Regions from separate parts of the Homo sapiens genome. Here region 2 is linked to region 1. A link is a loop called in an ENCODE intact Hi-C map of the cell type or tissue named here. Cell type or tissue: A673. All regions are shown on one strand. Links, peaks and the distances in the headings refer to the core of each region. The heading gives the core; the rest is flanking DNA. Region 1 overlaps GLDC (glycine decarboxylase). Region 2 has its middle 19 kb from the start of IL33.

The links. Peaks named below come from ENCODE experiments on the same cell type or tissue, not always from the same donor. Only the 100,000 strongest peaks of a DNase experiment are listed, where the experiment ranks them.
Region 2: a loop joins it to region 1, with 2.6 times the contacts of the local background. A loop is called at or near these places in 2 of 110 quality-filtered maps.

What each region holds. Positions count from the first base shown.
Region 1 is chr9:6,559,873-6,575,179 of GRCh38, reverse strand. GLDC (glycine decarboxylase) reads left to right here. Exons shown (of 25, transcript NM_000170.3): 16 at 9,751-9,826. Among named protein-coding and RNA genes, the nearest start is that of GLDC, 78 kb to the left of the region's middle. RefSeq lists an enhancer at 7,783-8,982. In A673, for the core only: a CTCF peak has its summit at 6,857 (motif pointing right); DNase peaks (open chromatin) are centred at 6,869 and 8,569.
Region 2 is chr9:6,189,293-6,204,599 of GRCh38, reverse strand. It overlaps the pseudogene GTF3AP1. Among named protein-coding and RNA genes, the nearest start is that of IL33, 19 kb to the left of the region's middle. In A673, for the core only: a CTCF peak has its summit at 7,092 (motif pointing left); a DNase peak (open chromatin) is centred at 7,069; H3K27me3 peaks cover 288 bases.

The DNA.
Region 1 (15,307 bases), core at 3,609-11,608:
GGCTGGAGTGCAGTGGCATGATCTCAGCTCACTGCAATCTCTGACTCCCGAATTCAAGCGATTTTCCTGCCTCAGCCTCCCAAGTAGTTAACCGATGCTACAGGTGCCCGCCACCACACCTGGCTAAGAAGTGGGAGAGTTTTTAAGCAAAAAACTCTCTAATTCTAATGTGCATCACTGGGTTGGAGAGCAATTTGGCCTGGAGGAACACCAAAGAGAAAGGTTTAGCAAGATGGATGTGGCTATCATATGCATATCACAAATAATTTAGTGCAGGGAGGGTCAAAAGCCCACTATTTGCCGTCTCCCTCCCCTCCCTTCCTGAGCTCATGGTTGACATCACTGATCATTTCTGGTAAGTTTTCCACCGAGCCTAGTGCAGCTTCAGAAACAGAGTACTCTGGGGGCCAAATATGAGAGACCTGTAAGCCCTCTCTGATTTCCCAAAGAAACAGTCAGAATGCCAGGAAAAAAGCAGGGTGAGGGATGAGGAGAGCCGTCTTTCGGGAAATGTAAAGCAGTGAGAAGGAACTCCTCTTTCCCAATTTCCTTAACTCTCAAGAGTATATTTTGATTTTTGAAGTTTGTTAGACTTTAGGGCAGTGGTTCTAACATTGGACTGCACCCCAGAATTTCTGATTCAGTATTCGTGGAGTGGAGCCTATGAATTTGCATTTCTTTTCTTTTTTTTTCTTTTCTTTGTTTTTTTTTTTGAGACGGAGTCTTGCTGTGTCGCCCAGGCTGGAGTGCAGTGGCATAATCTCAGCTCACTGCAACCTCCACCTCCCAGGTTCAAGCCATCCTTCTGTCTCGGCCTCCCAAGTAGCTGGAATTACAGGCACCCGCCACCACGCCCAGCTAATTTTTGATTTTTAGTAGAGATGGGGTTTCACTGTGTTGGCCAGGCTGGTCTTGAACTCCTGACCTCAGGTGATCTGCCTCCCGAAGTTCTGGCCTGAATTTGCATTTCTAACAAGTTCCCAGGTGATGTTGATGCTTTCTATTGTCTGGGAACTAGACTGAGCGTGAGAACCACTGCTCTGAGGCGCTCTTCTGATACCAGCTGATTTATCTACGTTTTTTGACTAGATAGCAAAGGTTAATTATGGAACTAAACTTATGTCAAATTGATACAGATTGGTAAGAACATTACAGAGTGTTGTGTTGAGGGGTTTTGATTTTAAATCCATAGAGATAGAGACCTGGCTAACGTTAGGGTACTTGAGACATGCAGTACATGGAGTTTCACTGGTTAAAATCATACCGTTTGCAAGGTATTTGTACTGTTAAATTGTTAGTCACCTGTTTTTTCCACCTGGTAGATAGGAATCTGCACCCATTTTTCCCTTATTTTCTTGAGAGTGGTCCTCTGAAGGTGCCATGAACTGAAGTGGGTCATTTCGACAGTGGTTGTTAGGATCACTTTACTGCCATCATTTTTACCGTATCGGTTTCTTAGCTGATGTTTCACTTGCATCGTTTTTGTTTCTCAACGTAAAGGAGAGTTTGGATGAGGGGAGTCTGACATCAAAGATGTCCAACACCAAACCCTTACGTATCACAAGCAACTGTGAAGTATTTCCTTCTGGGGGGTGACACTGGGTAGGATGGATGGGGGTCGCTTTTTTCTTCTTCTTTTGCTTTATAACCCTTCTGCACTGATGATGGATTTTTTTTTAAAAAATCACATAAATGTATTCTTTTATTTATTTATTTTTTAAGATAGAGTCTTGCTCTGTTGCCCAGGCTGGAGTACAGTGGCACGATCTCAGCTCACTGCAACGTCTGCCTGCCGGGCTCAAGCGATTCTTGTGTCTCAGCTTCCCAAGTAGCTGGGATTACAGGTGTGTGCCACCACACCTGGCTAATTTTTGTATTTTTATTAGAGACAGGGTTTCTCCATGTTGGCCAGGCTGATCTTGAACTCCTGACCTCAGGTGATCCACCTGCCTCCACCTGCCTCAGCCTCCCAAAGTGCTGGGATTACAGCGATTCTTGTGTCTCAGCCTCCCTAGTAGCTGGGATTACAGGCGTGAGCCACCATGCCTGGCCCACATAAATGTATTCTATCATAAAAATTTTAAGTTCACCTGTGAAATAGATAGCATTATGTCCACGTGACAGATGGGATCCAGAGGAATAATTTGCTTGGAGCCAGACAGCTTTGAAAAGGGCAGCAAATAAAAAACAACTTTGATATTAGAGGTGAGAGAAACTCCCGGGTGGCTGCAGGAAATACCTGTTTGTGAGATCTGCCTGGGAATGAGTGACTTTAACATGATCTTGTTGTAGGAAACATTTAACAGTATGTGCCACCTAAGGGCTCCTGTTTGCAAACAACAGAAAATGGCTTGCATTAACTTCAGCAGAAAAATAATTTACAGGGAAGTTATTGGGCAGTTCACAGAGTTGATGGAAAAGCTGGAGAATTAGACTTCAGCAGTGAGTAAGACCCAAGAAAGGCTGGCAGCAGAGAAGAAAATGGAGTCTCACCATGCGAAGAGTCACCATCTTCACTGTGGGAAATATGGAACTGTCCCATTCCTTTGGTCTGTCCATCCAGATTCATAATGTCCTGGCTGGAGTATTGCACAGGATGTTTCACACCTCCATGTCTTATTAGTGTTTAGTGACTGGGAATGTCTAATCCTTTTTGCTTTCATAGGGGAGTGTAGGACCGTGTCTCTCCCATAGACTCACACAAAAGAGGGAATTCCCCCAGATAATAAAGCCACTGAAAGGCTCTGCATTCCCACACACACCTCTAAACTCAGCACCAATGAAAACCCAGTTGATTTTCAACATCCTAATGTAACCCTCCTTCGTACTTTTAAGCACATTGACAGCATGTCCACATGTCATTTTCCCAGCATCATTTTCTGAATTGCATTTGTACTTACTGCTCGTTGGCTATGGTAGTTTGCAGATACTTTCTCCCGTTCTGTAGCTTGTCCTTGTAACCCTAATGGGAGCAAAAAGTTTTTAATTATGATGGAGTTCAATTTATCAATTTTTTTCTTTTATGAATTGTGCTTTGGGTTTCAAATCTACCCTAGATCCCAACAATTTTTATTCTGTTTTTTGTTTTTCCCAGAAATTTCATAGTTTTATGTTTTACATTTAAGTCCATGATCCATTTACAGGTGATTTTTATATAAGCTGTGAGACTTAGATTGTGCCTATGGATGTCTAAGTGTTTCAGTTCCATTTATTGAAAAGGCGATCTTTCCTCCATTGAATTACTTTTGCAACTTTGTCAAAAATAGTTGGGTATATTTGTTTGGATCTATTTCTGGATTCTATATTCTATTCCATTGATCTATGTGTGATCTCTGTGTACATAGGCTTGATTATTGTAGCTATATATGATAGTCCCCACTTATTTGCAGTTTCAGTTACCCATGGTCAACTGGCTCAAAAATATTAAATGGAAAATTTGAGAAATAAGCAATTCATCCTAAGTTTTAAATTGTACACCATTCTAAATAGTGTGATGAAACCCTGCAGCATCTTGTTCCATCCCACCTGGGATGTAAATCAGCCCTTTGTCCAGCATATCCACTGTGTATATGCTACCCACCCATCAGTCACTTAGTAGCTGCCTTGGTTACCAGATCAACTGCTATGTTATCACAGCGCTTTCAAGGAACAGTGAAATCGTACAGTGGCACGATCTCACTGCAATGTCTCATTGCAAGGAACCCTTATTTTATTTAGTAGTGTACCCAAAGCACAAGAGTAGTGATACTGGTATGGTGGTGTAATTGTTCTATTTATTCTTAGTTATTGTTGTTAATCTGTAACTGTGCCTAATTTATAAGTTAGATTTTATCATAGGTATGTATGTATAGGAAAAATCGTAGTACACCTGGGTTTGGGTGCCATCCATGGTTTCAGGCACCCACTGGGTGTCCCGGAAGATATTTCCTGCAGATAAGAGGGGGCTACTGTTAATAAGCCTTGCCATCAGATGAACTGATTTGTGCCAGTTTCTTTCTTTTTTTTTTAAAAAAAGTAGCTATTCCAGTTACTTTGCCTTTACATATGCATTTTAGAATAATCTTGCTTGTGTCTATAAGAAAATCATTATTTTGGGGGAGGATGATGTATATTTTAGCTTCTAAATGTTACATTTTGTACAAAGGGCTGTATGCTGGATGCTATAGATATTATAGGTAGTTGAAGGGAACAAATTCACCTCATATTTAAACTTATAATTTATCACTCATAAAATAAATATTTTTCATGAAAAGGTATCATTTTAAATGTAATAAAATATTTTTTTTAAAAACATACCCCGAGAAACTTTTTTTTTTTTTTTTTTTGAGACAGAGTTTTGCTCTTGTTGCGCAGGCTGGAGTGCAGTGGTGCGATCTCAGCTCACTGGAACCTCCACCTGCTGGGTTCAAGTGATTCTCTTGTCTCACCCTCCTGAGTAGCTAGGATTACAGGCACCTGCCACAACGCCCAGCTAATTTTTGTATTTTTAGTAGAGACGAAGTTTCGCCATGTTGGCCAGGTTGGTCTCGAACTCCTGACCTCAGGTGATCTGCCCGTCTCAGCCTCCCAAAGTGCTGGGATTACAGGCATGAGCCACCATGCCTGGTCAAGAAACTTCTTAAGAAGTTCAAATATAAGAAGTAAAATAGGTCCACTGCTTATAAATAACTTCAATGGGAACTTCACTGAAATCACACACTAAAGGTGGCCATCCGTGCACAAACTATGATGGTGTGTTAAAAACTATAAAATGATTTTCAGAATATTTAGGGAAAATTAAAACAAAAATAGATATGGTCAATCTAGATATTTAGTAATTCAAAAATATATAAATCTTAATTTCTTGGTACTATAATTTTTAAAACTTTAGAATCCACAGCGTGGTCTTTTCTTATGGCACATTTTTAACATCTTTTGACTTGTATAAAAATACAACATTCTATTTGAGAACACAAATACTGTTTTCTCCATATAATTACAATGTGATTCAGTGGGAGTTTTGGTGACTGCTGGTGTTCACCATAAATTATTACTTTAGTGCATTCTGCAGTCTTGCAAAATGGGTTTCATGTTACTTTTTGCATATATAAAAAGCATGCAGCTACAGTGACCCATGTCCAAATATTCCAAAGCAGTCACCATCTGAGAAATTGCTTATGGTGTCTATAAAGTTAGCCACGATGTTTTTTAATCCCCCCGGCCATGAGCCTGAGTCTCACTCTGTGGCCCAGGCTGGAGTGCAGTGGCGCGATCTTACATCACTGCAGCCTCCACCTCCTTGCTTTAAGCGATTCTCCTGCCTCAGCCTCCCAAGTAGCTGGGATTACAGATGCACACCACCACACCTGGCTAATTTTTGTATTTTTAGTAGAGACAGGGTTTTGCCATGTTCGCCAGGCTGGTCTCGATCTTCTAACTGCAGGTAATCCGCTCGCCTCGGCCTCCCAACGTGCTGTGATTACAGGCATGCAGGCATGAGGCACTGTGCCTGGTCTGCAACATCCATTTCTTTTTGTTTGTTTGTTTTTGTGATGGAGTCTCACTCTGTTGCCCAGGCTAGAGTGCAGTGGTGCGATCTCAGCTCGCTGCAACCTCCGCCTCCCGGGTTCAAGCAATTCTCCCGCCTCAGCTCCCTGAGTACCTGGGACTAAAGGTGCCCACCACCACACCCAGCTAATTTTTGTACTTTTAGTAGAGATGGGGTTTCACCATATTATCCAGGCTGGTCTCGAACTCCTGACCTTGTGATCCACCCACCTCGGCCTCCCAAAGTGCTGGGATTACAGGAGTGAGCCACCACGCCCGGCACAACATCCATTTCTAATTCTCAGTATGTTTGGCTAGGGTTCTTAGTAAAGGGAAAGATAAATTAATTTTTAAAATCTTTAAAATTTGTTTTTTCTTTGAACTCCCGTTCCAACCTTGGCAAAGGAACTTTTAGCTCTTCTGAACTATCACCCTCACCCTATCTCTGCCATGTCATCTACAAATTCTTTTTTTTTTTAAGTTTACATTGAGTATTGCTCCTGAACTTGCACACCTGTGATGATACACTGATACTGAAAGGGCCTGGGTTATAGTCATCACAATACTGTTGAATTCCATCAACTCCAGCTGTTTTCACCTTGTGGGCTCTTATACCTGTTATTCAGTTGTTCTACTTTTTCTGGTCTATTGAATTTCTTGTGGATTCTTTGTAGAATGAATCTGAGTTTTGGAAGAAGTTGTCTGCTCAATTTCCCCATTCTGCATTAAGCAGCAGCTCCTTAATCAGCCTGAGTAAATGCCATACACTGGAGGGTCTTGTTTTTCTTTTCTTCTTTTTTTTCTTGAGGTGGAGTCTCACTCTGTGGCCCAGGCTGCAGTGCAGTGGTGTGATCTCGGATCACTGCAACCTCCACCTCCCAGGTTCAAGTGATTCTCCCACTTCAGCCTCCCAAGTAGTCTGGATTACAGGCATGCACCACCACGCCCGGCTAATTTTTTGTATGTTTAGTAGAAATGGGGTTTCACCATGTTGGCCAGGCTGGTCTCGAACTCCTGATCTCAGGTGATCCGCCCACCTTGGCCTCCCAAAGTGTTAGGATTACAGGTGTGAGCCACCACGCCCGGCATGGAGGGCCTTGTTTTTCTAGGACAGTTTAAGCTGTGCTCACATAAACTTGGTGTTTCTGAGGCTCCCCGTTCACTGGCCAGCCCTGCAGCTCCAGACCATTCACTACTTCATTTTAAACAGATGTCAGAAAAGCACTGACCTAGCCTGTCCTCCATATATAATAGTTTGTTGATGGTTGCTTAGTCTGGGTTATGTAGATAAGCAATTATTTTTCATAAGACTTTTCTACCAACAGGTGGCACTAACAATTTGTTTTACTAATGCCCCAGTAGTAATCCTTGTGTCACATTTGAATATATCATTTGCACTTTTTGGGTTGAAACATAGCTGATTTTTATAGATGTTTAAGGCCAGAGAGAGAGAGAGAGAGAGAAATCCAGCATTTCTGATCAAGTCTTTAGCATATAGTCTTTCTCCTACACTACTGGCTCATAGCCAGTAATCTGCTTCTTCCTTCATTCCTAGTCTACACCTTGATTGGCCTTTCAAGAAAGTCAGATGAATAGAATTCATGAGAAAAACATAGGGGTAAATATAAAATGTTTTTCTTGAGGTTCCTTACTGTAGGGGAAAGGATGACATTCATATTGATTGCCTGTGCTGGAGGAATTCAATTTTTAAAATATTTACTAAATACTTATTGCAGAACTACTACATGCAGAGTACTGTTCTATATATTCCCTGTTGAAGAATATACAGAACTCTGAGAATTAGACCCTACTGTCAGAGCTTATGCTCTAATTGAGATAAGACAGGCATACAAAGTAAATGTGAAATCGGTAATAATTTTCTATGTCCAGTACATGTATAGGATATTAATGTCAGATAAGATTGTAGAGTAAAATGCTATGATAATTTGGAGGAGGTAGAGGATTATTTCTTTAATCAATCTATCAAATATTTTTTATGTCAGTGTTCTTGGAATAGAGAATACAATTGTGAACAAGGTTGACAAAATTCTTGCCTTCAGGGAAGGCCTCTCTGAGGAAGTGACAGAGCTGGATTGGTGGCTTTAGGGAAGGCTTTGCAGAGAGTTGTAGCCAGTTGAAGAATGGGCAGGATTTGGCTGAGAAGCATTTGACCTTGATGATCTCACTACACATCACATCTGCCCTGTGTGATGGGTACTGTTACTATCCCCATTTTACACATCTCTCAGGCACATAGGCACAGGGAGATGAAGTTACTTGTGATGTGAGTGGTTTCCTGAAGCACGGCATATTCATTTTCTTGTCCTCAAAATGAAAAAACCTCAAATAGGCTAGGACTTGTTTTTCAGAAGCCAGGAAAACAGAAGAGCAGTCTTTGCCTTTCTTCTTGGAAGAGAGCGGAGATAGCTGCAGCTGACTCAGTGCGGGTGACGAGGAACGGGGTGACTCAGGTCTTGTAAGACAGGCTTTCTTTCTTCTTTTCTTTCTTTTTTTTTTTATTTTTTATTTTAGCTAAACCCCCCAGTTCTATCAATCAGACAAGACTTCTGCTAGAAAGAAAATCAGCATTTGCTCCCACAACTCTCCGTCCTTGGAGAGCACAGTGTGCTCAGAAGAGCAGCACTGCTTGCAAAGGGAGCCCGTAGCTCTGGGAGGCAGGCTGACTCCACACCCAAGTCTTCATCTGTCACTGTTGGCCATTTGGCATGTAGCACTCAGACCTCAGTTTCTTTGTGTGCAAAATGGGGGTGATGGCATGGAGAACATACACATTTTTTAAAATTCTTACCGATTTTCTGTGGGTAACATTAAAAAAAGTTATTTTATTTTTAAATTTTCATTTGTTTAAAGTTTAAATTTTTGTATCTTTTTTTAGTATTTAATTTTTGCCTTCAGCTTCGCAGACATACACATTTTGAATGGGACTGATACATCTATTACTCATTTCCCTTCCCTTCCTGCACAGGGTACTGGGAACATGAAATAACAGTCTACGATTGAGTCAGCATTGCTCACCGGAATGTTAGTCATGGCATATGCCCTGAAAGTGGTGCCTTCCAGGACCGTTGAGATGAGGATGGCCAGCCCCTAACAGCCATCTGCATCCGGGGCCTGGGAGAGCCGAACCTGAGACTGCCAGGAATGGTGTCACATTAAAAGTGCCTCATTCTTTTGGGGCTGATCAGGCCCTTGACTCGATATTTGGTAATACTAAGAAATTATAGAGTGATGATTTGTTTTCACCTCATAGGTGTGTCTTCCTTAAACCTTGTTAAGATGTTGACACATTACCCATTTAAAGGGGGAAAGAAAAGGGAAAAAAAAAGGAAAAAACTGAAGTTCATTGTTCTAGGTGTGACAATTGTGTTTGTAGTTATTTATTTATTTTTTGAGACGGGATCTCACTCTGTCACCCAGGTTGGAGTGCAGTGGCACCATCTCGGCTTACTGCAGTCTCCGCCTCACAGACTCCAGTGATCCTTCCATGTCAGCCTGCCCAGTAGCTGGTACTACAGATGCATGCTATCACACCAGGCTAATTTTTTGTACTTTTAGTGGAGACACTGTTCCGCCATGCTGCCCAGGCTGATCTTGAACTTCTGAGCTCGAATGCTCTGCCCACATCGGCCCCCCAAAGTGCTAGGATTACAGGCATGAGCCATTGCACCCGGCCTGTAGTTATATTTTTAAAAACAATACTTATCTTTGAAGGCTGCATATTGACATTTGAACTGATGATAGGATGTTTGAAGTTTGCTTCAAAATATATAGTTCAGCATGAAAGTGGTTAGTGAGAAATATAATAGGAAACAAGATTGACCGTAAACCAAATTGTTACAGCTGGCTGACACACACGTCGTAGTTCCTTTTGTTCTTCACTGTATTTTGGTATAGTTTTGAAATTTTTCATAATAACAAAAGGCTATTTTCAATGCGTGGTCCTGAGCAAGGATATAGAAAGCTCCATCTTTGGGTAGGAGTGGTTGAGCTGTAGTGCACAAACTGGATGCTGTTGCTTTGATTGTTTTGATTGTTCAAGACCTTTTGACTCCAGCAGAGCTCCTTGATGAGCTTCTCTCAGCGTCTGGACAGTGACCATGTGTCACGTGCTGGTGAACCCCTGGCCAGGGCCCAATAAATATTGAATGAGTAAATGAAAGCCAGAAGACCTAACCGTGATCCCTTTCTTCTTGTCTTTGCAAGCGGAGCCCAGGGAGAATATGCTGGACTGGCCACTATCCGAGCCTACTTAAACCAGAAAGGAGAGGGGCACAGAACGGTGAGTATGGCAGGAGGTGGCGCTTGCTCACCATGGGGCACAGAGGTCCTGGCTCTCAGGGTCCCTTCTGTGGGACACTCCCTCCAAGCCTTCTTGGAAGCAGATGAGGGAACATATAGTCAAGAAACAAATTTCTGTGAACTAGCCATTATGATCCTTGCTTCCAAGACATCCCACTTGACCATTTTGAGGAAAAACATTCAGAGATAAAAGACTTGCTCAAACCCAGAATGCAAACGTCAGCCAGTTGGCTGTGGAACTGCTCTCTAGGGAGCAGAGGGAGGAAGAGGGCAGGAATGTTGCCATTGCAAGCATCCTCTCCTTGGCTCAGCCCCGGCCCTGGGCCTGGATGAAGGGCAGAGACCATGCTTTAATTCTTCAGTAACCCCTGTTGTGCTGAAGCCCGGTTCTGGTCATAGTATGCTCAAACAATATTTGTTGAATAAATAAATTCTCCATTAGATGATTCTCAACTTCAAGCACCAAAAAAGGCATAAAGCAGAGTTCACGGTCCTGCTTCAATGTTTGCTTTGGATATGAGAACCTGGTCTCCAGGATCCCAATCGCCTCTTGGGGACCACTGTGGGGACCAGCAGGTACTAATGGACACCACTCGCTCCCCCCAGGGGCAGTGCCTGTAGCAGTGGCCTAACTCAGGCCTCAGCTTGTGCCAGAGGAGGCCTGTGTTCCTGGTTCCTTCATTTTGATGGCCAGTGCTATGCTAGAGTTTGTACTGAGCTGTGGGGCGGAAGTCCTTAATAGGAGCATCGCCTAGGAGCCGAGAGCAGGGCAAAAGCATCTGCTGATACTAGAGAGTTGCAGACAAAGGGGATAGGGTGGTGCTGGCTGGCTAAGTAAGTAGGGTGGAGTGGTAGTGGCCCGATCTTAGTCCATTTCTGGTTTTATTACCACTGGAAGGTTACTTATGGCTAGTTGCCTGGAATTTGCAATAAAGAATGCTGAAAGTGTTTCACTTCCCTTTCATAACAGGGGAAACGAAGGAACATTTTTTTCCCTCCTTCCCTTGCATAGTTCATCCTGATTCCACAGGTGTGTCTTTCCAGGCTTTCATCTTGGTTGGGGAATAGAATTTTTTTTTTTTTTTTGAGATGGAGTCTCGCCCTGTTCCCCAGGCTGGAGTGCAATGGCCCAATCTCGGCTCATTGCAACCTCTGCCTCCTGGGTTCAAGCGATTCTTGTGCCTCAGCCTCCTGAGTAGCTGGGATTACAGGCATGCGCCACCACGCCCGGCTAATTTTTGTATTTTTAGTAGAAACAGAGTTTCACCATGTTGATCAGGCTAGTCTCGAACTCCTGACCTCAGGTGATCCACCCGCCCCTGGACCTCTCAAAGTGCTGGGATTATAGGTGTGAGCCACTGCGCCTGGCCCTTTTTTTTTTCTCTTCATAGCTCACTGCAGCCTTGAACTCCTGGGCTCAAGGAAGCCTCCCAAAGTGCTAGGGAGACCAGGATTACAGGCATGACCCTCTGCACCTGGCCCTAGAATTCATGTCTAAAGATCTTTGAAAAACAGGCCATTCGTGAATTGAATAAATGATTAAACCCTGGTCAAGGACTGCTTGCCAGTCCAGAGAGAAGTGAAGTGGTCAACCAGACAGACACAGACCCTGAAATTCCCCCACAGTTTGTTCATTCGTGGTTCTGAATTCTCAGCTTTCTAAGGAATGATTAGTTTAGAACTATAATTGCTCTTGGGACCTGAGAGTCTCGGCACTTTCACAGAATCAGAAAGGAAACTTTGGAGCTCCAGGTGTCCAGCCAGTAAAACAATGCCAGATTCTCTCCTGTCTGTTTTTCCCTCATGGCTTCCATGTTCTGAGGTCGTCTCTGGAGTTCCTCTTCATTAGTATCTTTCACCACGAGGTGCCCAGGAGCCTGGGGATGCTGGAAAGGGGCAGCCTGTCCTGTGTGACATCTCCACCCGACTCCTCCACTGCTTGGCGGAGAGGCCGCAGAAAGCAGTGTTTGCAGAAAGCAGGTGACTAGCTAATGGCAAAGGGCCAGCTAAAATCCAGATTCTTTCCACGCAGTAATGCTTCCCACCCCTCGCCATTTCCCAAATTTCCCAATCTGACACCAGGAAGTAGCTGTGAATGTCCAGCAGCTGGGGACCAAACTGGAAAGGCCAAGGAGAAAGAATGAAAGGCCTTTGGGTTTGGCCTGGGCGGGGTTCTTCCGTGACTTGTGGATTCTTTCTGGTTCCTGTTCCCTCTCTTTGTGTTTTCCTGTCCTCCTTCCCTTCTCCACCCACTGTGTGTGATGTTTCTCTTGGCCCCATTGCCCATCCTGCCATCACTGAAGTGTCATGAGAGGCCATTTCACTCTGCAGGAGGGAGAGGGGCTGGGTGCTGTGCTTCAGGGAGAGGGGGAAAGGGAGAGGCAGGGAAGCCCTCCAGCCACTGAGCTGGTAGAAATACAAAGCTCATTAGCCTGGAAATGTTGGCATCCTTCTGGATCAGAAATTTTAATTAGCTCGGGCATGGTGGCTCATGCCTGTAATCCCAGCACATTGGGAGGCTAAGGCAGGCAGATCACCTAAGGTCAGGAGTTCAAGACCAGCCTGGCCAACATAGCAAAACCCTGTCTCTACTAAAAACACAAAAATTAGCCAGGCATGGTGGTGCACGCCTGTGATCCCAGCTACTGAGGGAGGCTGAGGCAGGAGAATCACTTGAATCCAGGAGGCAGAGGTTGCAGTGAGCTGAGATCGCACCACTGCACTCCAGCCTGGGCAACAGAGCAAGACTCCCTCTCAAAAAAAAATTTTTTTTAATTAAAGCCAACTTTCTTAGTTAGAGAAGAAAATGATTTAGTATTCACTAATCAGGGAAGATTTTTTCACATCACTGATGTCTGAGGCAGCTGCTCCCACACAATAGATTCTAATGGAATCCAGCAAAATATATCATTCTTTTTTGAAAGGGAGTGTGGGGAAGTCATGTGCAGGGAGTGTGGGGAAATCATGTGCTACAGAAGTGCCTGGGCTCCTGATGGGTCTTTTCTTTCAAGCTGCTTTTTGAAGTTATTTTCACATTTTCTCTTAGGTTAAATTTCAGAGGTTCCTAAAATGGAATGCCTAACTTCTTGATTTATGAGTTTACTTTGGGAGAATACAAATTTATTTAACAAACACTTATATGGCAATTACCATGTACCAGGCATGGCCTTTAACACTTTATAATTAATATTTCAATTTGTCAGTCAAATCCTGACTTACTCAGCAGACCTCCAGATCTTACGAAAAAATAAAAACTCTAAAGAAAAACAATTAGGTTTGCTGTTCAGAGTCTGAGTTTCCTATACAAAGGGAAAACATTGACCAAAGGAAACAAATTATGTTATATGTAAATCAACAAAGAAAGCTCAAAACCTGTATGGGAATATTTTTTTCTTCCCAACTGCCTGAGACAAAGTAGTGGCCTTTGGTTGTTAGATTTTACCAGTGGTAAGACATTAGTTTCCCTTGCACAGGAGATCTCCTTAACCCTTCACTCATTCAACAAGTCTAAAGATGACCTCATGCTATTCTATGCCACGCGGCACCCTGGGGAGTTGAGAAAACATAGCACCCCCTAAATGGGCATCAATGCACCAAATGCTGGATTTGCTTTGGATAAACCAAAACTTCAAATCTGGGTCGTGTTACTTCCATATCCCTCACAACAATACAATTTTTTTCCCCCAAGAGAGACTCTCACTCTGTCACCCAGGCTGGAGTGCAATGGCATGATCTTGGCTTATGGCAACCTCCGCCTCCCGGGTTCAAGTGATTCTCATGCCTCAGCCTCCCAAGTAGCTGGGACTGTAGGCGTGCACCACCATGCCTGGCTATTTTTTGTATTTTTATTAGAGACAGGGTTTCACCATGTTGGCCAGGCTGGTCTTGAACTCCTGGCCTCAAGTGAACCGCCTGCCTCAGCCTCCCAAAGTGCTGGGATTACAGACATGAGCAACCTCGCCCGGCCAACACTACAATTTTAAACTGAGGAAAAACTTAACATTATAAAGAATAATTAAAGTCCTCTAAATCCTCATAGAAAACCAGAAATGTCTGACAGCAACATATAAATGAGTGCTTCACAAAGCCACTGTGACTTCTCTTTCCATCGCTCCTTGTACCAGGATGTGTATTAGTTTCCTATGGCTGCTATGATAAATTTCTACAGGCTTAGTGGCTTAAAACAACACACATTAATTTTCTTATAGTTGCAGAGGCCAGGTGTCAGAAATTGGTTTCACTGGGCTAAAGTCAAAGTGTTGGTAGAGCTGATTCCTTCTGGGGGAGACAGGGGAGAATCTGTTTCCTTACCTTTCCTGGCATCTGCAGGCCTCCTGCGTTCCTTGGCTCGAGCTTCCTGCTTCAGTCAGCACATCTCCCGCTCCCTCTGTGGTCCCATCTCCCTCTGCTTCCCTCTGATGAGGACACTTAAGAATATATTTAGGGCCCAGCCCAAAATCCAGAAGAATTTTTCCATCTCAAGATCTTTCTTTACCTTAATCCCATCTGCAAGTCCCCCTTGCCATATAAGGAAACACCCACAGGTTCCGAGGATTAGGACAGGGATGTCTTTGGGAGCCCGTTATTCAGTGTACCACAGGGTGGTTGACGTTTTTATATGTTTGTGTTTCAACAGAACTCACCTGGTATGAATTCTTCATTTTGGCTTTCTATGAATATTTTATATTTATTTTTAACATTCCCCTTTCTCCTTCTTATCAATATTCTGCCCTGAAGGGATCCTTTCATCCAACGATCCTTTTGTAGACTAGCAATACCTGTGAGAGAGGACAGTGCCTCCAGCTTGGGTCCTCAGAAATTAAAGAAAAAAATTAACTACAAAAGGGAAGCATTCAAACAAGAAAACGGATTTGAGGACAACGTGACATAACCAGTATGAGACCAACAGCCGTTCTAAAGGGACACAAACCTTCTGACAGTAGAAGAGTGCAAAGTAGTTCATGTTTGCCTTTGGCTAATGTTTTCTTTTTGTACACGTTTATTTTTCTTAAGTAGACTCCTTTGCTGTTTTTGAGGAAAGAGCTGTAAGCTAAGATTTAACTTCATAGCCTATTTTCAATAATGCCCATCCATCTCTCTGTGGGATAAAAAATAGGAGGATGATTTTCAGGGTAATCATGGCTTCTCCTTGATGCTTTTTGTTGGGGAAAACCTTCTGACTTACTTTCCCACTGGGACACATCGTCAGTTCTACAAGAGCCTGTGTCCACATGGTTGTTTGGAGGAAATGAAGGATGATTTGAGTCTGAGAATTTTAGCATTGCACCTACTGTCCAGCTTCCATAAAAATTCAGTGCAGCTGTAAGCTCTAACTTAGGCTCAGCTCTTGAGGCACTTTGCCTTGATTTCCTTAACCTGAAGCTACATCCCCTTGTCCATGTTTCTGCTGCATCTCTGGACTCTAGACAGTCATTCACAGGCCACCATTGTTAGTGAGTGA
Region 2 (15,307 bases), core at 4,024-12,023, 370 kb after region 1:
CTGTCGATGGCCTTTACAATTTGGTATGTTTTTGCAGTGGCTGGTACCGATTGTTCCTTTCCATGTGTAGTGCTTCCTTCAGGAGCTGTTGTAAGGCAGGCCTAGAGGTGACAAAATCGCTCAGCATTTGCATGTCTGTAAAGGATTTTATTTCTGCTTTACTTATGAAGCTTAGTTTGGCAGGATGTGAAATTCTGGGTTGAAAATTCTTCTCTTTAAGAACGTTGAATATTGCCCCCCAGTCTCTTCTGGCTTGTCAGGTTTCTGGAGAGAGATCCACTGTTAGTCTGATGGGCTTCCCTTTGTGAGTAACCCGACCTTTCTCTCTGGCTGCCCTTAACATTTTTTCCTCATTTCAACCTTGGTGAATCTGACGATTATGTGTCTTGGGGTTGTTCTTCTCGAGGAGTATCTTTGAGGTGTTCTCTGTATTTCCTGAATTTGAATGTTGGCCTGTCTTGCTAGGTTGGGGAAGTTCTCCTGGATAATCTCCTGAAGAGTGTTTTCCAATGTGGTTCCATTCTCCCCATCACTTTCAGGTACACCAATCTAACGCAGGTTTGGTCTTTTCACATATTCTCATATTTCTTAGAGACTATGTTAGTCTTAGAGACTTCGTTGCTTTTCATTCTTTCTTCTCTGATCTTGTCTTCACACTTAATTTCATTAAGGTGATCTTCAACCTCTGATATCCTTTCTTCTGCCTGATCAATTCAGCTATTGATACTTGTGTATGCTTCACAAAGTTCTCATGGTGAGTTTTTCAGCTCCATCAGGTCATTTATGTTCTTCTCTAAACTAGTTATTCTAGTTAGCAATTCATCTAACCTGTTTTCAAGGTTCTTAGCTCCCTTGCATTGGATTAGAACATGCTCCTTTAGCTCAGAGGAGCTTGTTATTACCCACCTTCTGAAGCTTACTTCTGACAATTCATCACTCACTCTCCATCCAGTTTTGTTCCCCTGCTGGTGAGGAGTTGTGATCCTTTGGAGGAGAAGAGGCATTCTGGTTTTTAGAATTTGCAGCCTTTCTGCTTTGGTTTCTTCCCATCTTTTTGGATTTATCTACCTTTTGTCTTTAATGTTGGTGTCCTTCAGATGGGGTCTCTAAGTGGAGGTGCTCTTCATTTCTGTTTGTTAGTTTTCCTTCTAACAGGCCCCTCTGCTGCAGATCTGCTGGAGTTTGCTGTAGGTCCACTTCAGACCCTGTTTGCCTGGGTATCACCAGCGGAGGCTGCAGAACAGCAAAGATCGCTGCCTGTTCTTTCCTCTGGAAGCTTTGTCCCAGAGGGGCACCTGCCAGATGCCAGCCAGGGCTTTCCTGTATGAGGTGTCTTCTGAAGAATGCCCATTTTCAAAACTTTTGTTCAACATCGTACCAGAAATTTTATCCAGAACAATTAGGCAAAATAAATAAATAAATAAATAAAAGACAGACAAATTGGAAGAGGAAGAAATAAAATTATCTTTATTTGCAGATGACATAATTCTATATATAGAAAATCCCAAAGAACCCACAAAAAACTATTAGAGGTAATAAATGAATTTAGCAAAGCTACAGATACAGGAGCAGCACTTAAGAAACAATTGTATTTTTACACAATATCAATGTCTCAGAAAAGAAAATTAAGAAATCAATTTTATTTACAATTGTGTCAAAAATGAAATACTTAGGAATAAATTTAACTAAGGAGGTGAACTAATTGAATACTGAGAACTACAAAATGTTGTTGAAATAAATTTAAAAAGATTTAAATGAATGGAAAGACATCCTATGTTTATCACTAAGAAGGCTTAATATTATTAAATAGCAACATGCTTCACATTGATCTAAATATTCTACACATTCTCTAGGCCAAATTCCAGCTGGATTCTTTGTAGAAATTGAGAAGCTGATTCTAAAATTGATACAGAATTTTAGACCCAGAAAAGCCAAAACAATCTTGAAAAAGAATAAAGTTGGAGTACTCATGTTTTCCAATTTCAAACCTTACCATAAAGTAACAGTAATAAAGTATGATACTGACAGAGGATATACATATAAATAAGTGAAATAAATTTGAGAGTCCAGAAACAAACCTTCACATCTATAATCAATTGGTTCTTGACAAGGGAGTAAAAATCAATGAGGAAAGGAATTGTCTTGAGGAATAGTCTTTTTGACAGATAGTGTTGAGACAACTGAATATCAACATTCATAAGAATGAAGTTGGACCTCTGTTTCACACCATATACAAAATACATCAAAATGGATTAAAAATCTAAATGTAAGAGTTAAAGCTATAGAACTCTTAGAAGAAAATATAGGAGTAAATCTTCATGACTTTAGATTTGGTAATAGATTTTTTAGATATGACAACAAAAGCAGAAGTAAAAACAAAATAGGTAAATTGAATTTCATTACAATTATTTATTTATTTATTTGAGACAGAGTCTTGCTCTGTTGCGTAGGCTGGAGTGCAGTGGCATGATCATGGCCCACTGCAGCCTTGACCTCCTGGGCCCAAGCAATCCGCCCACCTAAGCCTCCCAAGTAGCTGGGATGATAGGTGCATGCCACTACACACAGATAATTTTTGTATGTTTTATAGAGACAGGGTTTTGCAATGTTTCCTAAGCTAATTGTCTCAAGTGATCTTCCTGCCTTGTACTCCTAAAGTGTTGGGATTATGGGCATGAGCCACCACCTCTAGGCTTCAATACAATTAAAATATTTGTGATTCAATGACACTATCAAGATAGTGAAAATACAGCGTACAGGATGGAAGGAAATATTTGCAAATCATATATCTAATAAGGATCTAATATGCAGAATATGTAAAGAACTCTTATAACTCAAAACCAAAAAGGTAACCGAATTTTAAAATGGGCAAAAGCTTTCAATGGGGATTTCTCCAAAGAAGATATACAAATGGCTAACAAGCACATGAAAACATGTTCAGTGTCATCAGTCATTGGGGAAATGCCAATCAAAACCACAGTGAAATGCTACTTTTCACCCACTAGGATGCATGTAATTTTTTTTTAAAAAAAAAGGAAAAATAACTATTGTTGAGTATGTGGAGAATATGAAACAGCTTTTACAAAAATGTCCACTTAAAAGTAATTTTTTAAAATTGAGGTAAAATTCACATGATATAAAATTAACCAATTTAAAATGTACAATTCAGTAGCATTTAGTACATTCACAATATTGTGTAACATTACCTGTGTCTAGTTCCAAACAGTTTCATCACCCCAAAAGGAAATCTTGTATGCATAAAGCATCCATTCCCCATTTTCCCTTACCTCTAGCCCCTGGCAACCATCAATTTGCTTTTTATTTCTGTGGACTGTCTTTTCTGGATATTTCATATAAATGGAATCATACATTATGTGATATTTTGTGTCTGGCTTCTTTCACTTAGCATAATGTTTTTATTCATGTTGTAGCAAGTATCAGTACCTTATTCCTTTTTATGTCTCAACAATATTCTGTTATGTCAATATACCACATTCTATTTATTTATTCATAAGTTGGTGAACATTTTAATTGATTCCACCATCTGGCTATTGTGAATGGCATTACTGTAAACATTTAGGTACAAGTTTTCATTTAAATACCTGATTTCAATTCTTCGAGTATATACTTTGGGATGGAATTGCTGGGCCATATGGTAATACCATGTGTAACTTTTTGAGGAACCGCCAAACTGTTTTATGTAGTGGCTGCACCATTTTACACTCCCAACAGAATATATGAGGGTTGCTGTTTCAAACAAACCATGTTCTCTGGTCACAAGGCAATTAAGCTAGTCCTTACAATAAAAAGATTATGATAAAACACCATTAATTTGAAAAATCCAGGTCAGGAAAGAAGTCTAGTATTTTAGGACCATTACACCAGGGTGATTATTTCATAAGAAGTCAGGTCACAATCGAGATGATAAAGATCTATGTTCTTCACATAGACCAGACCAGCTAGTAGGAAGAAAAGAGACATTCTTTCATTAATAAGTTGTGTTTGCCTTCTTGTGAAGAAACTTTCGTGGAAAGAGACTGAGCTGAAATCGAAGCACCACCATTTCCTTCCTCCCCCTTTGAAAGGGACCAGAGTTTCCTCGTGGAGGACACTGAGCGGAAGCCAGAGCAGATCCCCTAGTGACAGGCATACGAAGTCTCAGGTGACGACAGGTTGCAAGATTCTGGATGACTTAGGGCTGAAATCTACATTGTATTGTGGAGAGGTAAGGATGGTATGTCTTGAGGAAGGGAACAGGGACACCAGGAAGTGATACATAGTGAGAGTTCTGTGAGGGGAAGATGATGGGATTGAGAAGAAGGGGGAGAGAGAGAGGAGCTGAGGGATAGAAGGAAGACATTCTAGAATGCCTACCATCCCCACATGGTATGAAGAGTGAGTTACGTGCTCCACAGCCAATTCTGAAAAATTTTACTTAACACTTTTTTTTTTAGAACACGTATTTAACCCTTTAGAAAAATAATCAGTGGGTCCTCCATTAGAGGTTTGCTCATTAGCATCCAGTATATAAACATGAAAATCTCTGGAAAATGTAGTCTACCTGTGCTCCTCATGCCCCTTGTTCAGTGATCACTGGACAGATCCCAACGCGCTGTATTGTGGATTTATGGGTGAAGAGAAGTGCTGGGCAGCAGACAACTGCCCTTCCTGGGAGATCATCAAGCCAATGTTTGATTTTACTCTCAACCTGTTTGCTAGTTCATTCTTTCTTTGATAAGAGATGTAGCTAGAAAGGAAAGTGCTGCCTGTCAATTGAATGGTGCCAGGATTTAGAACTGTCTAGTCTGCTATACACCAATAAGCCTCGTTTTTGTTTGTTTTGTGGAAATCACAGAGGCCAAGTTCCCTCTCTGTTTCCATCCCTGGTGCCTAGAAAAGTAATCCATAAGCTGCACTAATTGAGAAATAGCAGGTACAGTACTCCCTGCTTATTTGCAGTTTCACTTTCTGCAGTTAACAGTGGTCTGAAAATATTACAGTATTTTGAGAATGAGAGAGAGACCACATTCATATAAATTTGATTACAGTATTTTGTTATAACTATTCTATTTTATTAGTTATTATTAATCTCTTACTGTGCCTAATTTATAAACTAAACTTTATCAAAGGTATGTATGTATGGGGGGAAACAGTATAATATAGAGGGTTTGGTACTATCCATGGTTTCAGGCATCCACTGGGGGTCTTGGAATGTAACCCCCATGGATAAGGGGGACTACTATACTTGGCATCAAATGCCCAATCTTTTCTACAGTGAGCTCTCAGGCAAGTCTGGGACAGAAAATATTCTCTCCATGCACTACTACACTTGATTTTGCTCAGTAGTTTTCAGATTTTTCTTAAAAGCACAAACTTACATCAAATAAAATCTCAACACAGAATTCATACATGTCAACATATAGATGCAGAGCTCCTGTAGTCAAAGGAGAAGTAAGGGGAATAAGATCACTATTGCTTAAACTATCCCAGTTGCGGGAGGCCTCGAGATTCTAGGATTCTGCAGAAGAGATTTGAAAACCACCAATCTATAGGAATGTCCTGCATTGGTTCATACCTGAGAAAATTCTAAGAGAAACAGCATGTTCTAAGAGAAACAGCATGTTCTAAGAGAAACAGCCTTCAGTCTTCCCCTCCCAGGAAGTTATGACAGGTGCATATCACAAGCCAGGAGAGAAGATATGTGGGAGCTACACCAAAGAAGTGTTCTTCCTTGGAGTATTGCTGGACTGAGCGTGGTGAGAAATGAGGTGGGAGAAGATAAGTCGAGGATTTGTAGTCTGACTTTGGATACAGCTTCTGTACCAGTCTATGGTCCTTTCTTCCAGATCATCTATTGTTAGGGTGGTTACTTTGGGCAACTTCATCCCCGCCATGGAACACCCCCTACTCCTTTCCACTAGTGTCGTTTTCTCATGCCACTCCCCTATGCAGAGGCATTTCCCACTTGGGCTGCCCCAACTCACGTTATTTTTCCTTTCACGCAAGGCCTTATTGTTTAACTGATTCAGCAGTAAGTTTTACCAACTGTAAGGGATGTTTTATAGAGTCTGCAAATTTCCTTATTTCTAAGGTAAATAGCCTTGAGCAATGTTTACAATCTCAGGAAGAGTGGTTCAGATCAGGAAGAGTGGTTTACAATCTCGGGAAGAGCTAAGCGGATGCTAAGCTACTTGGCACACTCAGTGGTTGCATTCTTTTCATCATCCCAGGAGTGTGCTTTTCAAGGCTCAAGATTTCCTTTACTACCTGAAAACAGGAGAGAGATTTTATTACTTTTCTATTGCTTCCATAATAAATAACCACAAACCTAGTGGCTCAAACTAATACAAATGTATAATCTTACAGGTCAGAGAAGTCCAACACCAGGCTCACCAGACAAAGATCACGGTACTGGCAGGGTTGCATTTCTTTCAAGGATGGTGCTACTTTCTGTAGCCAAGAGTCAAGAAGGAGCAGAGACTGGGCCCAGAGAACACAGCTCTAGGAAGGGGTTGTTAGGCAGCAGCTAAGGATTCAGTACAGGGAATCTGCCAACCACAAAATCCTGGTAAGGAGGAAGCTCAGGAAAGAAAAGCTCTAACCTCAGTGTATGCCCCAAGAATGATTGATCCTTCAGTAGGGGTCCCTGGATGAGAAGACAGACATATGCAACAGACCTGTGGTGTCACCACACCTGCAGCTGAGCCACACAGCCACAGATGTACCACCTACCCCGAGCCCTTATGTAACGTGAAATAGGAAGTGATATTTATCGTAATAATCTGAGGTTGTTGGCCATGAAGCATCACTTAGTGAAAGCTCACTAAATCCCACCACCTTGACTGAGAGAAAGTTTGCCCAGTGGAGCAGCCTAGAAAGTCAGCCTCTGTGGTCATAAAGCAGGGTTGTGGGAGGTGGAGAGTGGGCCTGGAGGGGTGCACAGAGGCATCCAGCCAAAAGGCCAGGGGTTTCCTTTTTTAGGCTACTGCCCTCAGCAGTCATGTCTCTCTGAGGGCCAGGAATCTAGACTGAATTGAAGCTGGCGACATAATCCCTGGGTCACTCATGTCTTTCTAGAGTGACACTGCCTCCTGGAGGAAATCCCTGATGGTGCCTCATTTTTATTTCTTTTTTTTTTTTACATCCTCCGTGTCCAGTACCTGCTCATAGGAGACACAGTAAAGATATAGGTGTTGACCAAGTGCACATGGAAAACACATTGTTGTTCTGCATCAGTGATTTTAATTAAAAAATACGCCTCTGAAAGAAAGAAAGCTCACTGGTTTGTAGTCCTTTAAACAAAGTAATGTGATATTTAGTTGAGGTTTAAGTTATTGCACCACGTCTCTAGTACAGTTCAGTGTCTTTCTATTTTTAGACAAAGGTAAACCTTATTTTTGTTTCCTTTCAGAAGGGGTATATCCACTGAGACCAGAGGCCAAACTCCCTTTGTACTTTTCTTTTTATTTTATTTTTTTTGAGATGGAGTCTTGCTTCATCACCCAGGCTGGAGTGCAATGGCGTGACTGGAATCACTGCAACCTCTGCCTCCCGGATTCAAGCAATTCTCCTGCCTCAGCCTCCCGAGTAGCTGGGACTACAGGCGCACGCCACCATGCCCAGCTAATTTTTCTATTTTTAGTAGAGACGGGGTTTTGCCATATTGCCCAGGCTGGTCTCAAACTCTTAACCTCAATGATCTGCCTGCCTCAGCCTTCCAAAGTGGCATGAGCCATTACACCCCACCGAACTCCGTTTTTCATGAGTTGGTTTTACTCTGAGTTTAATTTTCTTCTTGTTGCAATGGTATGTCTATGTGAGACTTTCATTGCAGACCTTTTGCCACAGCCAGGATGGTCACACACAAATAGGTGCCTTTCCTCATGAAAAGAGAGGATACAGCTCTGTAGATTAAATACAGTCATGTGGGTTCTACCACAGCCTTCTCTTGAACATTGGCAAATATTTCTCTCTGGAGCAAGAGTTTTCATATATTGCTTAAGATAATCTTTGTGTTTAAAAATTTTCTGCCATATTCACATGTTATTTCCTCTATATGGGTTTTTTTTCCTCACATATTTCAGAAGTTCAACCCATGTTTTTGCCACAAAGGAACATCTCTTTTGACATCTAGCCCTCCTGAACCTCCGTGTGTCGTTTCAGCCTGCTGGGTCAGGCAGTATTTCCCACATCCTTTCTGGGTTCATTGGTATGCTGGCACTGATGGATTTTCAGCTACTGATCCTTAAAGATCTTTTTACAGCCTTCAAAATTGCATATATGTTGTTTGCTGAATCTCATCTTTGTGTTCAAAATATTTCTTCAAGTTTGATTTTGTGTTGAATTTTCTGTCACAGCCACTAGTGCATAAACAGCTTTTCTCCCATATGAATCAGGATGTTGTGACTCAGGTGGTAGACCCTGAGGAAAATCTTGCCACACCCTTCATAGTCACAAATGAATGGTCTCTTCCTCGTGTGCTTGCATAGGTGCTCTTCAAGCATCTGGACCTTATTGTAATTGGTGCTACATACAGTCCTGGAAGGAGCAGATGAACTTCTTAGAGAGTGCAGGGGAAGGAGGGGACAAGGGAGTGGGACTGGTCTCTAGCGGGCCACGAGAAATGCCTAGGCAATGCTCAGGGGTGACAATGCCTCGGCACCCACCCAGATCAGGTATGCAGCCACATGGGTGCACCAGCATATGGACCCAACACACAAAGCCAGCTACTTCCAAGAGCTCATTCTGGTGCCACCAGGCCCTGGCCTGTAAACACTTATTTCTGACCCACTAGTTTCACAGAATCATCATATTATATAATTTTCCTATTGCTTTTCCACCCCATACAAGACCTTCTGGGGTTATCTCTTTAAAAAATTAATTTGAAAAGGCCCTTTTTCCCATTTTCAAAATATTTGTTGATCTAACTGTGGTATTGAAACTGCCTTTGCAAAAATTGTAACAGTGAGAAAATTATGATGTGAAAGAGATCTCACCTAACTGACTCCATCTTATTTCCAACCTCCAAACTGCCCTTGTTCATTCCTGGGCAAAGGCCAAACTAACTTTTGGGAGGACTTCAGTTTGTAGTTTAACTTTGAAACAAAGATGATAACAGCCCTTTCCAGAAATGAATGTCCTTCTTGCCTGGGGACCAGATTGCCTTTGTAAGACGAACAAATTGGCAACAAGATTAGAAATTTTGGTTTAGGAGTCACTCAGCCAGGGGCCACATGATTCCAAACCTCCCCAGTCGCTCCTAGGGATAACATCGCTATTGTAAAACCCAAGATTAGTGCTTGAAATGTTTTTCAGACCCTAAAATTCTGATGCACCAGCTAGCACCATCCAGGCCAGTAATCTGGCTAAACCAGTTCTGCAATCCTGTCCAAAAACCAAAGACAGCAAGAAGAACCCACTTTGACCCCCTGTGATTTCATCTCCAACCCAACTTCTCAGCACTCCTCATTCTCTGGCCCCCTACCGGCCAAATTGCCCTTAAAAAACTCCAATCTCTGAATTTTCTGTCTTCTGTTTAGCTGGCTGTGCATGAATTAAACTCTTTGTCTATTACAATTCCTCTGTCTTAATAAATTGAGTTTATCTGGGCAGCAGGCAAAATGAACCCACTGGGCAGTTACAGTGTGACTTGAGCAATATACCTACTCAAATGTATCTACTGTAAATACTTTGAGTCTCTAGCTCTTGGTTTATTTTCAGCTAATTCCACAGAAGCTGGGATTGTTGAAAGACCTATCTTTATTTAGTGAAAAACAATAGAAACCAAATACCCTGGATCGAGTCAGGATAGAAAAATCTAAAGCTTAGCCCTTATATCCTGTATCAGGTATCTACTAATTCTCTCCTCCTCCAATTTTGTCTTGGCTTACAGCTATTGTTAGGTAATCTGACCCTATGTAAGCGCTCAAAGATGAAGTTGTATAAGTGGCAAAATGCAGAGACTTACAGGTGTGCCCTCTTGAAAGACATTTTAGTAAATACATGTGTGGTTTCTGGCTCCTATTGTTATTGAGGCCAGGCATTCCTGCTCCCATTGGTACTGCCATGAAGTACAATGTTTGGTTTCCATTTCATCTATAAGCTATAAACTCCATGGTGAACCTCATTATACTCAAACTTGTATTTCCGTGCCTAAGGTGGGCCCTGGCACATAGGAAGGTTTATTTCCTTTTAGACTAGAAGAATTTATTTCAGTTTTGTTGTTTGTTTGTTTGTTTGGTTTCACCACCGATATGGTGGTTATAAATTCTCTTATTTTTCTTTCCCTGATACTCTTATTTCACCTTCAATAATGAAAGACATTTTTGCTGAATGCAGAATTCCAAGTGGACAAGCTTTTCCCTTGTACTTTATTTATTTATTTATTTTTTTAGTTTGATTATGCTTTTTAATATTTTTTCTAGGTTATTTAATTTATTGGTGTACATTTTTTCTTTTCTTTTTTTTCATTATTTATACTTTAAGTTTTAGGGTACATGTGCACAATGTGCAGGTTAGTTACATATGTATACATGTGCCATGCTGGTGCGCTGCACCCACTAACTCGTCATCTAGCATTAGGTATATCTCCCAATGCTATCCCTCCCCCCCACCACCCCACAACAGTCCCCAGAGTGTGATGTTCCCCTTCCTGTGTCCATGTGTTCTCATTGTTCAATTCCCACCTATGAGTGAGAATATGCGGTGTTTGGTTTTTTTGTTCTTGCGATAGTTTACTGAGAATGATGATTTCCAATTTCATCCATGTCCCTACAAAGGACATGAACTCTGTTTCACTGTCTTGTGACTCCCCTTCTATTGCTTCTTATGAGAAAGCAGCCATCATTTTAATTGTTTCCCTGTATTCAATGTGTCATTTTTCTTTGTCTTCAAATATTTTTCTTCCATAGTTTGATTATGATGTAAATAGGAGTGTTTTTTCTACTAATTCTGTCTAAGCTTCATAAATTTGTAACTATATGTTTTATGCCACGTTTAGGGAATTTGGGCCATGATTTTCCTCTCAATTCTCTCTCTCGTCTTCTTTCAGGTCTTCAGTTTTGAATTGTCTCACAGATCCATAGGCTCTGTTAATTAAAATTTATTTCTCTGCCTTCTTCAAATCAGATAATTTCTATTGACTTGTAAGTCCATTGTTTCTTTCCTCCATCATTCCATTTGGTTCTTAAGCTTACCCAGTTAATTTTATATTTCAGCTGTTTTGTTTTTCAGTTCTAGAATTTCTATTTGGGCTTTAAAAAAATAATCTCTTTTCTTCTGCTGAAATTTCCCACTTTTTATTAGCTGTGAGCATATTTTCCTTTTTACTACTGAGCATCATTTTAATATACAGTTTTAAATAATTGTTGGCCAACATCTGGGTCATCCTAGCTTGTTTTCTATTAATCTTTCTCCTATGAATTGGTCATGTTTTCCTGCTTCTTTGAATGTTGTATAATTTTTTTTTTGAGATGGAGTCTCGCTGTGTTGCCCAGGCTGGAGTGCAATAATGCAATCTCAGCTCACTGCAACCTCCGCCTCCCAGGTTCAAATGATTCTCCCGCCTCAGCCTCCTGAATAGCTGGGATTACAGGAACCCACCATCATGCCCAGCTAATTTTTGTATTTTTGTAGAGATGAGGTTTCACTGTGTTGGGCAGGTTGGTCTTGAAGTCCTGACCTCAGGTGATCTGCCTGCCTTAGCCCTCTAAAGTGCTGGGATTACAGGTGTGAGGCACTGCATCCGGCCTGAATGTTGCATAATTTTGGATTGCATCCTCAATATTGTGAATGATGTGTTGTAAAAATTCCGGAATCTGAATGTTCCTCTGAATAGTACTGATTTTAAGCATATATTTAACTTTTATAGAATGAAACTGTAACACTGTATTTCCACTGTGATGAGTGTAGCTGAAATTTTACTTCAATTCCTTTAACTTTAACTAATTTGCTTTGAGTCTTTCCCCAATAGTCATGTTCAAGGATCACTCAGAGATTTGGGAAAATTTTGTACCTAGAATATGAGACCCATTGTTTGGCTCTCTCCTTTCTGGGAGTTTCTTCTTCACTTTCCAGTGGATCTAGTTCCCCAAACACAAGTCCTTTTCTCTGATTCTTAAGCCAGTAAAACTAGGATTTTCTATAAGAGTTTTAGCCACCCCACATGGTGAAAACACACATACGCAAAATGGGAGTTGATGTCTGTTCTTTTCTGCCCAGCATTGACTTCCCTCAGTATCTATCTGTTTTTATTCTCTATTTGGTACCTTCAGTTGTTGGTTTTGGAGGAAGAAAAACATGGGTAAACTTGAAGAGAGACTGAGAGAGATTAAGCTATCTCAAGAACAGAGAGAAAAATAATGGGAAAAAAGTGTCAGAGCACCATTAACCGTGCAGACATAAGTGTAATTGGTGTACTATAAGGAGAGGAGACAGAAAATAGAGCAGAAAGTATTCAAAGAATTCATGGTCGAAGAGTCCCCAGATTTCATACAAATTATTACTCTACATATCTAAGAAACTCAATGAATTCTAAGTGAGATAGATGCAAAGAAATCCACACACAACACATTACTGTAAAAATGTTCAAAGCCAAAGCCAAAGCAAAAATATTGAAAGCGTAAGAGAAAAAGGACTGATCATGTATAGTGGAATGCCAATGATGCTTACAGCTGAATTCTCATCAGAACCAATGGATGCCAGAAGGCAAGAAGGTAACATTTTGAAGGTACTGAAAGACAAAAAGTTGTCAATCAACAAGTTTATGTCCAGCAAAACTATCTTTCAAAAAAAGGCAATTTCTCAAAGAAAATATGCAAATAGCCAACAATAAATGAAAAGAGTCAATATCATTATCTATCAGGAAATGCAAATCAAAACCACAGTGAGATATCACTTCATACATGATAGGATGGTTAAAATATAAAAGAGACATAATAACAAGTATTGAAAAAGATGTGGAGAGTTGGAACCTTCAGATCTTGCTGGTAGGGATGTGAAATGGTGCAGCCACTTTGGAAAATAATCTGGAAGTTCCTCAAAAGATTAAACGTAGAGTTCTTATATGACCCAGTTATTCACTCCTCAGTATACGCTCTACACAATGGAATATTATTCGACAGTATAAAGCAATGAAGTACTGGTACATACTGCAACATGAAGGAGCCTGTAATACATTATGTTAAGTGAAAGAAGCAAGGTACGAAAGACTACGTATCAGTGAGTTTTTTGTGTGAGTCCATTTATATGCAAGGTCCAGAATAGGCAAATCCAAAGAGATAGAAAGTAGATTAGTGGTTGCCAGGGTCTGGGGTGGGAAGAAGGGAGAGAAAGGGAGGAACTGCTAATGGGTATGGGGTTTCATCTGAGGTCATGAAAATATTCCAATATTCTGGCTGAAGTTACACAACTGTGAATATAGTATAAACACCATCGATCTGTTCACTTTTAAGTGGGTGAATTGTGTGTATGTGAATTATTAATTATTTCAATAAATCTGTTTTTTTTTTAACTAGTCGTTAAAAGCAACCACAACAGCCACCCACACAGCTGATTTCTTAAGTTAAATGCTGGTGTGATGTCTCCTCTTCATTCTCCTTGGCCTAGCCTAGGTCTTGTGAGAATGACCTCTCTGTATCATTTGTCATCACATTCAGTGGCAACAGCAGGAGCTAAATTTATTTTTTGGTTATCTTTTCATCCCTCAAATTGTCACACCTATTTTTCAAGTTCCCCAAAAATGGTAATTCTATGATAATCCTTAGTAACCATTAGCATAAAATTAAAACATTTACCTTAGGTTCTTCTACTATGCCTGCTAGAAATTTAGACTATTTATTACAGCTCTCTTTTCAAGCAAGAACAAAATCTGCCTTTTGGACCCATGTAAGGCACTATATTTTAATACCTTTGAATGCTACTATTATTTTGGGGAAACTGGAAAGGACATCGGACTGGATATCAAGAGACCTGCTTTCTAGGCCAATCTTTGTCCCTTGCTAGGACAGAGGAGAGCCATCATTCTTCATTTTATGTACATTTTTCAAAAGTAGGGAATTTTTGATAATTTGTAGTTATGACAGTTAATATTATGATGAAATATATTGAAGGAGATATGTAAAATCAAGTGTCCATTTACTCAATACTAGATTGTAACATCCGTGGCTGCACTCAAAGGGTGGCATATTTTTATGTGGGAGCTCTCCACTAGTCAATGGCACAGACCCACCACTGACCTGGCTCCATTGTCCAGTCCCACTCTTAGAGGAGAAAGGCTCTGGCCAAGACTGTTCCAGAAGGATAATACCTTTTTTTTGGTCTCTTTCCCAGATATAAGAAACCTGGTGACATTTCTGCCTCCAAATTTTTGTGTAATTTAAGAACAGTTTCCTCCTCTGAGCTTAGGTTCTCTGATCTAAAATATGAGAGGTGAGAGTCTTTAAAGCATCATCCACTACTAGTATCTTATAATTCTATTTCAGCATAAACATCTTTAATTCCCAATCTTTTCTCATGAAGACACCATCATGACCTCTTATTCTTATTTATATCTTTTGGACTCCAAATACTTCATTTTAGAGATCTAGTGCTCTGAAGGGTCAAAGGGGCACCTTGTGAAAAGCCATATTTGTCTCTTTACATTCACCATGACTTATACTAAATTATAATAAGTGTGAAATGTCTCCACGGACAGATACAAAATAATTTTGTATCTTCTGGCCAGGGTCCGGTGGCTCAATGCCTGTAATCCCAGCACTATGAGAGGGCAAGGCAGGCAGACTGCTTGAGCTCAGGAGTTTTAAGACAAGCCTGGGCAACATGGTGAAATGCTGTCTGTATCAAAAATACAAAAAACAAAAAACAAAAAATTAGCTGGGTGTGGTGACGTGCCTGTAGTCCCAGCTACTTGGAAGGCTGAGATGGGAGGATCACTTGAGTCTGGGAGGTGGAGGTTGCAGTGAGCCTAGGTTGTGCCACTGCACTCCAGCCTGGGTGACAGAGTAAGACCCTGTCTCAAATAATAATAATAATAATAATCTGTTCCATCTTCCAAGTGAATTATGAAGGTATCCACAATAAGACCAGCAGCCAGGGTTTCTCTCTTCCAAAGAGTGTGTACGAACATAATTTTTCTGAGTATAGACCTATGTTTGTGATTTGAATTAGGCTGTCACTAAGTAAGGGTTTAAAATTTGTTGTGCATCATGTTTCTCTTCTGAGAAGTGTCCTTTCTAGAAATCCCATTTAACACTCCCTGTCAGCAACTACTTCATTTTTCCTCCATATCTGACTTCCTCATGTAATCCAT